Regions from separate parts of the Homo sapiens genome. Here all the other regions are linked to region 2. Evidence: chromatin contacts called from ENCODE Hi-C or POLR2A ChIA-PET data. All regions are on one chromosome and are shown on one strand. Each heading gives the region's core, a stretch centred on a gene start or an enhancer-like site at or near the end of the contact. The rest is flanking DNA. Distances are from core to core; before and after follow the strand shown.

Region 1 (3,937 bases), core at 760-3,259, 1.5 Mb before region 2:
CACAATCAGGGCTCACTGCAACCTCTGCCTCCCAGGCTCAAGCCATTCTCCCACCTCAGCCTCTCAAATAGCTGGGACTACAGGCGTGCACCACCACGCCTGGCCAGTTTTTTGGTATTTTTTGTAGAGATGGGATTTCGCCATGTTGCCTAGGCTGGTCTCGAACTCCTGAGCTCAAGCAATCCACCTGCCTCGGCCTCCTAAAGTGCTGGGATTTCAGGCATGAGCCACTGCGCCCGGCCTAAAGTAATTTCTTACTTGAGATTTTATTTCAGGCTACTGTGTCCATGCACTGGGCAGTACAGCCTGGTGGGTAAGACAGCACAGTATTTTTTTTTTTTTTTTGTCTGCTGGGTTTGAATTTTGTTTTAATACACGCAATTTATTCTGTGCTTCACTTTCTTCATCTGTAATATGGAGATAATGGCATCTACCTATTAAAGTTGTGAAGATTCAATTAGATGAGTTGTATGAATAAATGTTAGCTGTTAGTTTAGTTTCGTTTTTTTGAGACGGAGTCTTGCTCTGTCGCCCAGGCTGGAGTGCGGTGGCGCAGTCTCAGCTCACTGCAACCTCCGCCTCCCGGGTTCAAGTTATTCTCCTGCCTCAGCCTCCCAAGTAGCTGGGATTACAGGCGCCCGCCACCATGCCCAGCTAACTTTTGTATTTTTAGTAGATCCGGGGTTTCACCAAGTTGGCCAGGCTGGTATCGAACACCTGAGTTCAGGTGATCCACTCACCTTGGCCTCCCAAAGTGCTGGGATTACAGGCGTGAGCCCCCGCGCCCAGCCAGCTGTTAGTTAATCAAGAAATTCGACTGCCTACTACTTAACCTGCACAGTTCTAGGTGCTGGGGAAACAGTGACGAACAAGACAAGATCCTTATCTTCAAGTAGCTTTTACATTTTAGTGGAGTAAAATGACAGTAAACATTGAAAATAAATTTCAGAAAGTGCTGTGGAAAAACTTTACAACAGACGCAGGAATAGATTTCATTTGACTAGTTCTCCCAGTTTCCAGAAAAGTCAAGGGTAGAATGTTAAAAGGCAACTCAGAGGAGGTGAATCTGTTAGGGCCTACGGTAATGCAATCCTGGTTTGTGGAATTCTGCAGGCTAGTGTGGGTAGGTTACAATTTTTTGGGGGAGTTGTTTTTTACTTTGTTTGAAAACTCACTTCTTCCCGCTGAGCTTTTGATTAGGAGCTGAAGTTGAATCAGTTTGAAATTGTATTCTGGACCGGATGCGGTGGTTCATGCCTGTAATCCCAGCGCTTTGGGAGGCCGAGGTGGGTGGATTGCTTCAGCCCAGGAGTTTGAGATCAGCCTGGACAAAATGGCAGAAACCTCATCTCTACAAAAAATACAAAATTTAGCCGGGCATGATGTTGTGAGTCTGTAGTCTCAGCTACTCAGGAGGCTGAGGTGTGAGGATCGCTTGAGCCCGGGAGGCAGAGGTTGCAGTGAGCCGAGATGCCACTGCACTCCAGCCTGGGCGACAGAGCCAGACTCTGTCTCAAAAAAAAAAAAAAAAAAAAAAAAAAGAAAAGAAAAGAAAAGAAATTGTATTCTGAATACAACTTCTAAAACACTATATTTACTTGCATTATATTAAACTGGTTTTATCCTGACCACAATTGCAGGTGGAAGATACCACTATTGTTCTATTTTTCTGGTAAGTAGAGTGAGCCATGTCTTGCCCAGGGTTACAGAGCTTGGAAAAGACGCCTCCTAAAAATCTGTAGGACCACCTTTGGTTTTCTTCCAGATTTTTTTTTGTCATCTCTTTTCCTCCACCCATTTCCCATCTGTCTAGCCATTCTTGCTCCGCTGGGCTTTTTCGCGAGCCTCTCCCCAGCTGCAGCCCCGCCCATCTCCTGGGGCGTGACCACCTGTCCAGGCCCCGCCCCCGTCCAACCGGCGGAGACCCGCCCCCTTTCCCGGACACCGGGCTCAGCGCCCGAGCGTGCGCGCGCGTCCTCGCTCGTCGCCCGGCTCGGCGTCGGGAGCGCGCTCTGTGTGGCCGCTGCCGCCATGTTGTTGTGGTTGTGAGAAGGCGGCGGCGGCGGCGGAGTAGCAGCCGGACGAGACGTCCCAGCGGCTCAGGCGCTGCCCAGCGCCGGCCCTGGCAGGGAGCCTGGTGGGGTGGCGGAGGGGGAGACTGTGCCGTGGAGGGCCTCGCCATGTCCTGCTGCCCGGTAAGAACCCCATCCCCGTCCTCCGTCTCCTCGGCGGGTGAGGAAGAGCTGGAGGAGGGGCCGGCCTCGGCCCCGGCCCTGGCCAGGCGGCTGTCACCCTCTGAGGAGGCAGCGCCCTGGGAGGGCTGGGGACTGCGTGCGGGGCCCGGGGAGGGGCGTCCCCGGCGGCTGTCGCCGCCAGGGGGAGGCGCTGGGTGTGGGAGTGGGAATGGGAGCTCGGCGGCCGAGCTCGGCCCGGACCCTAGATGCGGGGGAGGCGGGGTCCCGGGCTCGGGCTGCCTTCCCAGACCTGGCGGGGATGGGCCCGTGCGGCTCTGGGTGTGGGACGTACCCTCGGAGCGCCCGGAGTTATTCCCACGAACTCCCGGGAGGTGGGTGTGCGCCCTTCGCCCCCTGCCGGGTCTGTGGCGGTCCATCGTTGCCGGATACTGGAGGTCAGGGGCCATGGGAGCCCCGGGGCGAACGGTGCGGGCCTGGGCCTTGTGGAAAGGAGGAGTGACCGCCCGATCGTGCAGCAGGGCATCCCCCTGACCTGGTAGTACTTAGGTGGGTAGGATGATTGGGGGCGGTTGGCGTAACTGAGGGAACCCTGGTCAGACTGCTCCGCAAATGATTACAGTGTTATTTCTCCGGTAGTAATTTTGCTTGATGTATGGCATTTCCGGACCCATAAGATGATACTGTAGGTTGTATTTTGGACTGGAAAACTTATGTCAAAATTATGGGGTAGATTTTTTGGCCACATTAATAGACTCCCCTGGAATTTGATAATCTCACTTGTGAGTTTTGGACATGGACTGCTATTACATATTGATGTTCAAATGTCCTTTCCAGACCCAGGCCTAAATTCTTACTGTTGTAGTATCTTGATTCTGACATCTATTTTTCCACAACCCAAACAAACAAAACAAAACAAAACAAAACCCCAAAACCATATACTTTTCTAGTTAAGGTTCAACTTTCTCATATGTGAATGGTAATGCCATAAGAGGCCTGGGTTGAATTACAGGAGATTATTATTATTTTTTTCAATGTGAAATGTTTGTGATTTGTCCATGGAGAGGTGGTGGGGACCTTCCCCTTTCAGATTCAGGGCTGTTCAGTAGGACAGGAGACATTGATGGCATGCAGAAAGTCTTCCCTTTATAGGGCCTATGACTTGGGTAGGCTAGAAGAGCTTACAGAATGACACTTTTTTTTTTTTTTTTTTTTTTTTTTTTTAAGACAGAATCTCTCTCTCCCGCCCAGGCCGGAGTGCAGTAGTGCGATCTCTGCTCACTGCAACCTCCGCCTGCCAGGTTCTAGCAATCCTCCCACCTCAGCCTCCCAAGTAGCTGGGATTACAAGTGTGCGCCACCACGGCTGGCTAATTTTTGTATTTTTAGTAGAGACGGGGATTTCACCATGTTGGCCAGGCTGGCCTGGAACTCTTGACCTCAAGTGATCCGCTTGCGTTGGCCTTCGAAAGTGTTGGGATTATAGGCGTGAGCCACTGCCGCCAGCCAGAATGACACTGTTTTGAGTAAACCCAGTATAGTATGTGATATTAAATTAAATTTGGAGGATTCTAGAATTTTAGATTGGCTGCCTATGAATACCTCTTTTGGCTCCAATTACTCCCTCATTTTCAGGTGACTCAGAGAACTTCAAGTGACCAGCACAGTGGTACAGCCCCGCTTGTCGTTAATGACCAGCCATAAAAAACCCTGAGTTTCTCAGCTCATAGGCCAGGTTCTTCAGTG
Region 2 (4,272 bases), core at 1,051-3,550:
GGGGGAAGAATGGTGAGGTCCGGTGGCTCTGGCCTGAGGAATCCGGCCCCAGGAGGAGAGACAGTAGGGCACACTTAGCGTCAAAAAAACTTCCCTGAGGGAATGGAAAGCAGGTCTCAGGCATACCATCTCAAAATAAGGGCCCTTAAAAACACTCTACCCAAACCTGGCATGGTTCTATAAGGTCAAATGACCCCCACAAATCCCACACCCCCAGATCTTGGCAGGAGCCTTTTCAGGACTAAGATAACGTGTGGCAGGGGAGGAAGAGGGGGCCTTTCCTCACCTGGAGAAGCCTTTCCCACAGCTCTGGCAGATGTAAGGCTTGCCCACGGACCCATCATGGGACCGCACATGGTAGGACATGCGGTCTTTTCTCTTGAACCGCAACCCACACACAGGGCAGGAGTAGGGCTTCTCCCCAGAGTGGGACAGCTTGTGCCGGTTAAGATGATACACATCACGGAAGATCTTGCCGCAGATCTCACAAGCCACCTGCTTCCTGGTCCGGCTCCTCTTTCGGGGGCCGTCGGGGTCTTCAGAGATGGGTAGCCCATTCTCACCCAGCCTCGGAGGAGGAAGGTCGATGTAGCCCAGCTGGAGGCTGGTGACACCGTGCTGGGCCTCGTGCTGCCGGAGCCGGTTGGCATCAGTGAACACCTTACCACATAGACCGCATGGAAGGATGCCTGCCTCCCTCAGGCCCCCTGGGGACCCAAACATTGAGTCCAGCAGGTTGGCCTTCCTTGGGCGGCCCCGGCCTCGCTTGCCAGTCAGGGGAGGGGCACTGGATGCCACACTGGGGAATGGGGAAGTCAGCAGTTGGGGGGATAGGGGTCCAGCCACCATGGGCAAGCGGTCCACCCCAGGTAACACAGGCAAAGAGGCTTGGCCTGCAATGGCTGCACCAGCCGCCCGAGCTGCCTCCTCCTCTGGCTGCATGCTGCCGGCGATGCCATTGCTGTTGGCTGCCAAGGCTGCCCCGTTGGTCATGTCCAAAGGGAAGCCCAAGTCCGAGGTCCCAGGGGGGCGAAAGAGCATTATATCGGCGCGGGCAGGGGGTACCAGGATCTGTACGTTGGACTGTTTGATGACTTCCTGGCAGATCTCGATAACCGACCTCATCAGCAGGAACTTGGCGGCCGTCATGAGTTCGGGAAAGCTCTCCAAGCGCACCACGATGCGGGAAGTGTAGGCGAAGTCCAGAATGTCCCCAAATACCTTGGAGCTGATAGTGTGCATCTCCAGCTCCCGGCTGCCCCCGGCCCCGCCGCCTGGTGCTGCCGTCGCGCCCCCTACATCAGCCGGACCCCCGTCCGCAGCTCCGCCGTCGCCCAACTGGGCGCTGAACACCGACTCAAAGTACTCGCTGCAGGCGGCCAGCACGGCGCGGTGCGCTGGGAAGCTCTCGTCGCCTACCCGCAAGAGCACGTCGCAGAAGCGCCCGCCGTTTTTGCGCTGCTGGTTCAGGTTGTGCAGCATCTCCGTGCTGTGTCTGCTCACCTGGTATGTGTAGCAGCCAGACGGGCCGCACGAAGCGTCGTTCACCCGCTCCATGGCCGCCGCCCCCTCCCACTAGCCCGGCCGCTGCACCTGCCCGCCCCCTCCCTTCCCCTCAGCAGCGAGAAGCGGGGCGCAGCAGACGTGTCCACACTCCCCACACGTGCCGGCCCGAGGCTCTGTAGTCTCGCAGGTGCGCCGAGTGTACACGCCCCCAGCCCGGATCAGACTGTCTAGACTGCGGGGTGCACCACCCCCCACATAGCCAACCCCCGCCCTCGCTGGACTGCGCGCCACTCTCTCCTCTCCGCCCGCCCGCCTCCCCTTCCCGGTCTACCTTCCGGGGGGGTGCGCGAGCGAAGAGGTGCGCCCCTCCTGCAAACGCGCCTGCCACCTCCCCTCCCGCCCGCCAGGCGGCGCCGGCGCGCAGCCAAGAAGGGCACGCGCACGCGGGGAGGAGAAGGAGGGGTCCGCCGCGCAGGCGCGCGCGCGCGCCGCGGCTTTTCCCGGGCCCGCTGGGGGCGCGCGCTGCGTCCCCTGCAAAGCGCGAGCCGGGGCGGGGGCGCCGGAGCGGAGGAAACAAAAGGCGAAGGCGAAGGCGGCGGCGGCGGGGCGCGCACGGGGGCGGTGGCGCGGGCCGGGTCCCGGAGCCTGGAGGGCGGTGGCGGCGGCGGCGGCGGCTGGAGCGGGCGGGCGGCGGCGGCGGCAGAGTAGGCCCTTCCTCAGGCCGGGAGAAGGCGGCGGCGGAGCGGCGGCTGTGCGGCCCCGGGCTCCGTGTGTTCGGAGCGGAGGAAAGATGGCAGCGGCTGCACTTCCTCTTGCACTTTCACCCCTGGGGGGAGGAGAAGGAGGGGGCGATACCAACAACACCCCCCCTCTCGCTTGCAGAAAAAAAAGAAACGGCGAGCTCAGAGTGGGGGCCCCGGCGTCCCCGGCCTTGCACGTGCGCGCCCGGATGCCTAGCCCGGGCCGCCTGGCGCTGCAAACTTTACACTTTCTTTGTGCCGAGCGCCCCCCCCTCACCAAGACGAGGATGCACGTCCCCCCTTCCCTATTTATACACCCCCCCCCCGCAGTCCGCTCCCCCCGCTTCCTGCCCCCCCTCCCCATTCCCCAGATCCGCCAATGCTAGAGCAGCCTGAGCCCCCGTCCGGCCCCCGCCTCCCCACCCCGCCCGCGGGGCCGGGGGCTGCAGTCTCAGCCCCCCCGGACCAATGCAAACGAAGCGCCGAGCCAGCAAACCAGCTCCCACTGCCCCTCCCCTGCCCGCTGAGAGTGGCGGCTAGCAGGGTGGGGGGGCAGGAACTGAGGGGTGCGGATCCGGGCCCCCCAGCCTGCGAAGCGCACTCGCAGGTCGAGCGGGCGTCGTCCACCCTTCGGAGCCCCGCTTTCATGCGTGAAATTCCCAGAAGTCGCCTGCGACCGCCTCCCTGCTTCAAACACCAGAGAGGGCCCGGGGTCCTGGCCGGAGACAGGCCGAACCTCCGGAGCTGCTTCTGCACCCGGTACATTGATCGATCTGATGGGCTGCGCGCCCGGAAGAGCTGGAGAGATGAAGCCAGCGTCCAGCTTCTCCCCCAAACCACAGCACGCCGAGCTTTGTCCCCGGGGAGCGTGAAGTCACCAGCTCCGGGAGGCGACAATATGAGGGCGATGGACGGGGCAGGGACCCCCGGAAGCCCCAGCAATCCTCAGGGAAGTGGGGGTGCCGGAGGAGTCGGGGACACCCTCAGGCCTCTCCAAGCCCGGAGCATCCCCAGCGCCCGCAGCCCTGTGAGACGCCGGGTGCTCTGGTAATGGGCCCTGCCGCCAGGCCTCGGCGCTTTGTCCCCGGCCCGCCCGGGGATGCTACCACGCTAGAGTTGTACACCAAGGTTTGTCTTCCCAGGAAGCGCTGGCGGCTGCCTTTGGGCCGCCTGGCGCGGAGCCCCAGGCTGCAGGCGCCGCGTGTGCGGGCGGGAAGTTCCCACAGTTGCAAAGAGGCAGCGAAGTATGTGTTCCAAACTTTCCACGGTTCCAAACTGAGCGCTTCCATTAAGAGAAGCGGTGTGCGGGGGAAAAGCATTCTGGGTATTAGCATGCAAATGAACGGGCCCGGCTTCCAACTCCGCTCGGGATTCCCACCGCTGCGCGCCGAGCTCGCGCCCAGCCACGCGCGCCCTGAGGCTTCCGGGCGTTGCCCTGGCGGATGATCCGAGTTCAAAATCGAGACCTCTGCCTTCTGGTTTCGTGTCCTGGTGCTTAGTCACTTGGCCTCCCTGAGATTCAGTTAAACTGTTTCTTAACCTGTGCACAGGGACAGCAGCACCTGTCCTGCACACCTCCGCTCTAGGGCATAGTACATGCCAAACTCCTGTTGGAGAGAATGAATTAGAGGCATGAAGAAAGTTCCCTGGACACGAAGCCAGGAGATCTGTGTTCTAAGCCCAGACTCACTGTCACCTTAGGCTAGTGCCTCCCTCTCTGAGCCACAGCTTTCTTGGGCGGATTTTGGGAACTGGCACGTTTTATTTTTGAGAGAGCTGCTGGGAACATCCACAGAGAAAGAGAAAGGGGCCGGGCGCGGTGGCTCACGCCTGTTATCCCAGCACTTTGGGAGGCTGAGGCGGGCGGATCACCTGAGGTCGGGAGTTCGAGACCAGTCTGACCAACACGGAGAAACCCCATCTCTACTAAAAATACAAAACTAGGCCGGGCGCAGTGGCTCATGCCTGTAATCCCAGCACTTTGGGAGGTCGAGGCAGGCGGATCACCTGAGGTCGGGAGTTCTAG
Region 3 (3,983 bases), core at 897-3,396, 1.7 Mb before region 2:
CGGTGTCACGTATTTTTATCAGCAGCCATTTGTTGTCCCTGTGGGGAGCCCAGAAAACCCAGCCCGGTTCTCCCACCTGCGGGGAAGAAATGAAGCAATGATAATGAAGACACTCCCATGCCAAGCCCATACTGCCCTGAGCAATCAGTTTTGGTGGGGAGAATTTGCTAGCAGAAGGCAGGACATAAAGTCCCCACAGCAGCCTCACTGGGTGTGGCAGCAAATCATTCCTGAGGCCTGGCCGGTGCTACCAGGCACAGCAGGGGTCCGTGCAGAAGAACTAGATTTATTCCATTAATATACCGTTACAGCAACAATGTCTGCTGAGTACTCCGGAACTGTAATTCACATTTCCTGAGGCTGTAGTAGGGAGAATTTGGAAGCAGGGCAGCACAGTGCTAACCAGCAGGCTCTGGGTGGGACAGACCTGGGTTTGAGTCCTAGCTTTGCCTTTCACTATCTGCATTATAGTCAGCGAGTGGCTCTATCATATCTCTCAGTATCTTCACCTGTGGAGTTGGGGGGGTGATGCTAATGTTAGCTAACATTTATGGGGTGATTATTGTTGTTAAAACTCAGTACACCGGGCGCGGTGGCTCACGCCTGTAATCCCAGCACTTTGGGAGGCCAAGGTGGGCAGATCACCTGAGGTCAGAAGTTTGAGACCAGCCTGGCTAACATGGTGAAACCCCGTCCCTACTAAAAATACAAAAATTAGCCGGGCGTGGTGGCGGGTGCCTGTAATCCCAACTACTGGGGAGGCTGAGGCAGGAGAATTGCTTGAACCCGGGAGGCGGAGGTTGCAGAGAGCCGAGACCGCCCCATTGTACTCCAGCCTGGGCAACAAGAGCGAAACTCTGTCTCAAAACAAAAAACAAACGAAAAAACACAGTAAATTGTCCCTATTTGACTACTAAGAGCTATTTTAAAATAGAATTTATTATCTAAGTACAGAAAGGTGTAATTATCCCCCCTACACCCGTTAGAACCCTTGATGACACTAAATAAATAATACATGAATACGGTTCAAAAATGGGCATCATAGAGTATAAAATAAAGAATGCTTTCATTTTCAACCCAAATTCAGCAATTTCATAGGATGCCAGGCTCAGCTCTAAAGCCTTATATGTATTCAGTGCGCTGAAATTCAACAACCTCACGAGGTAGGTATAACCAATAATAATTCTAGGCGGGGCGTGGTGGCTCACGCCTGTAATCCTAGCACTTCGGGAGGCCGAGGCGGGCGGATCACCTGAGGTTCGAGACCAGCCTGACGAACATGGAGAAACCCCGTCTCTAATAAAAATACAAAATTAGCCGGGCGTGGTGACGCATACCTGTAATCCCAGCTACTCGGGAGGCTGACGCCGGAAAATCGCTTGAACCCGGGAGGCGGAGGTTGCAGTGAGCCGAGATCGCGCCACTGCACTCCAGCCTGGGCAACAAGAGCGAAACTCCGTCCCAATAATAATAATAATTAATAATAATAATAATAACAATAATAATAATAATTCTAAAGGGAAGCAGAGGGATCTGGCGGGAAAGTGCCAGCAAACCTAACAGGCCTCCACAAGTGTCTTTAAAGTTTCATAGGGGTCGGTATATGTGATTAACTGCCAAAGAAGAATATTCGCCGTGTGTCCGAAACGCAGTCCCCTGGGGCGCCACACTCGGAGCCTACTTGAACCGAAGAGTCCCTCCCTGGGCCAACGAAGGACCCAATTCCCCTCGCCCCGGATCCAGCCTCTAAGTGGTTTCCCGGGTAAGGTCAGCAGAGGTCCGCCGCCTCAACCAGTCTTGTTAGAGTAGGCACAAAAGCATTCAGAGTGACTGCCACTGTAGCCACTCAACGCCGAGCCTAGGCCTGCTTTTTTTGCAGTTAGAGTGAAACTTTCCATTGGTGGAGTCACCCCAAAGGAGGCGGGACGGAGCGGGAAAGTCCTGCCTACCTTGGCCTTCCCAGCCAATCGCAGCATCTATGCGTCAGCCTCCGGTTCGGTTGCGCTGCGCGTAGTGGTCTGGGCGACCTGAGGGCGGGGCCGGGAGCAGGCCCCGGGCTGTGGGGAGGGTGCGCTTCCCGCGGGCGCGCGGAGTGAGGACGGTGACAGCCACGCGCGCGCGTACGCGCCCGATGCAGCGCGGCCCCGTGACCCTAGTCGGCCGCTGAGAGGCGCGCGGAGTCTGGGCCGCTGCCGTCTAGGGGTCCCGTCCCGAGGCGTCCCCGGCATCTCCGGCCCGAATCCCGGAGTGCCGGGTCGCGCCTGCACCGAAGGTCCCGGCTCCTGTGCCCTCCCTGCAGCCGTCAGGGCCCGTCCCCCAACTCCCCTTTCCGCTCAGGCAGGGTCCTCGCGGCCCATGCTGGCCGCTGGGGACCCGCGCAGCCCAGACCGTTCCCGGGCCGGGCAGCCGGCCACCATGGTGGCCCTGAGGCCTGTGCAGCAACTCCAGGGGGGCTAAAGGGCTCAGAGTGCAGGCCGTGGGGCGCGAGGGTCCCGGGCCTGAGCCCCGCGCCATGGCCGGGGCCATCGCTTCCCGCATGAGCTTCAGCTCTCTCAAGAGGAAGCAACCCAAGACGTTCACCGTGAGGATCGTCACCATGGACGCCGAGATGGAGTTCAATTGCGAGGTAACCGGCCGGCAGCCCCGACTGCTGCGGTGACAGTCGAGGTGGAAGCTCGAGAGGTTCTCTTTATATCATCTTATGGGTGTAGCTAGAGACGGGCAGAACCGGAAGGGCCAACTAGGCCCAAAACCTCATGTTAAAGATGATTGCTGCTTTTTTTCATAGGACTTTTGGGTTTTGGCATTTCCTGAAGGTTATTTTCATTCATTGTTATTGGAAGAAGCTGGATGCTCCTGTGATAGAAAATTCAGGATTTCAGTGTCAGGCTTAAGTTAGGCTTACGCTTAAAAGCTTGAAAGTTTATTCTTTCATTAGGTAATATTGTTATGTACCCAGGTATTAGAAGTTGCGTCTTGTTTATTGGAAAGCCAATACTTGTTTCCCTTTTCTAAAGCTTGCATATTCTGGGAAAAAAAACCCTTTGAAGAACGATATAACATCTCATACTTACTTTCCACATAGTTTCCAACATGATGATAACAGCTATCAATTGTTCAGTATTTTCAAAGTGCTAGACATTTGCACATTTAATCCTCAGAACAAACCCATTTATCTAGTAAATGGCAAGGTGGGGTTTTGAACCAAGCTCACAGCCCGTACAGTACTGCTTCTCAAGTAATTTAAGTTCTTGCTGCTAAAAGTGTGGTTTGTGGACCAGCAGCATTGGCAGCAGTAAGCAAGGGTTGGCATGCTTTTTCTGTACAGGACCACATAGTAAATATTTTCAACTTTGTAGACTAGAGAATCTCTGTTGGAGTTATTCAACTCTTCAACTCTACCATTGTAACACAAAAGCAGCCTTAGATAAGATCAGCTTCCAGCATGACAGCTTAAGGAACCCATTCCTCTGTAAAACTGGTGAAAATTCTTTTTTGTTTTGTTTCGTTTTGAGACAGAATCTCACTCTGTCACCGAGGCTGGCATGCAGTAGTGTGATCATGGCTTACTGCAACCCTGACCAACCTCCCTGGCTCAATCAGTCCTCCTGCCTCAGCCTCTCGAGTAGCTGGGACCACAGGCGTGTGCCACCACACCTGGCTAATTTTTTTTTTTTTTTTTTTTTTGAGACGGAGTCTCGCTCTGTCACCCAGAGTGCACCGGGCTAGAGTGCAATGGCGCGATCTTGTCTCACTGCCACCTCCACTTCCAGGTTCAAGTGATTCTCCTGCTTCAGCCTTCCAGGTAGCTGGGATTACAGGCGTGCGCCACCTCGTCTGGCTAATTTTTCTATTTTTAGTAGAGACAGGGTTTCACCATATTGGGCAGGCTGATCTCGAACTCCTGACCTCGTGACCAGCCGACCTGGGCCTCCCAAAGTGGTGGGAAAGTGGTGCGATTACAGATGTGAGCCACCCCGCCC

Evidence for each region. A loop is a pair of places that touch in the nucleus more often than their neighbours do. ChIA-PET counts read pairs that join two places held with the same protein, here RNA polymerase II (POLR2A). Pooled maps may share reads with other maps.
Region 1: a loop to region 2 is called in a map of CD4-positive, alpha-beta T cell, with 7 times the contacts of the local background. The contact joins the promoter of MTMR3 here to the promoter of PATZ1 in region 2. A Hi-C loop is called at or near these places in 1 of 168 maps with a recorded cell type or tissue (CD4-positive, alpha-beta T cell), 1 of 37 single-sample maps with no recorded cell type and 5 of 50 pooled maps. POLR2A ChIA-PET finds 5 or more read pairs at or near these places in 1 of 52 experiments (HEK293T).
Region 3: a loop to region 2 is called in a map of CD8-positive, alpha-beta T cell, with 9 times the contacts of the local background. The contact joins the promoter of NF2 here to the promoter of PATZ1 in region 2. A Hi-C loop is called at or near these places in 2 of 168 maps with a recorded cell type or tissue (CD8-positive, alpha-beta T cell and naive thymus-derived CD4-positive, alpha-beta T cell), 1 of 37 single-sample maps with no recorded cell type and 10 of 50 pooled maps.

The regions. Positions count from the first base shown.
Region 1 is chr22:29,881,165-29,885,101 of GRCh38, forward strand. It overlaps MTMR3 (myotubularin related protein 3), which reads left to right and starts at 2,010. Exons shown (of 20, transcript NM_021090.4): 1 at 2,010-2,195. RefSeq lists an enhancer at 1,816-2,110 and silencers at 1,823-1,992, 2,053-2,552.
Region 2 is chr22:31,344,046-31,348,317 of GRCh38, forward strand. It overlaps PATZ1 (POZ/BTB and AT hook containing zinc finger 1), which reads right to left and starts at 2,301. Exons shown (of 5, transcript NM_014323.3): 1 at 287-2,301. The coding sequence starts at 1,557. LINC01521 (long intergenic non-protein coding RNA 1521) reads left to right here and starts at 2,714. Exons shown (of 1, transcript NR_120386.1): 1 at 2,714-4,272. RefSeq lists an enhancer at 1-236 and silencers at 1,057-1,126, 1,677-2,096, 2,467-2,536, 2,587-2,806.
Region 3 is chr22:29,601,487-29,605,469 of GRCh38, forward strand. NF2 (NF2, moesin-ezrin-radixin like (MERLIN) tumor suppressor) reads left to right here and starts at 2,147. Exons shown (of 16, transcript NM_000268.4): 1 at 2,147-2,626. The coding sequence starts at 2,513. RefSeq lists an enhancer at 1,533-1,662 and a silencer at 1,913-2,492.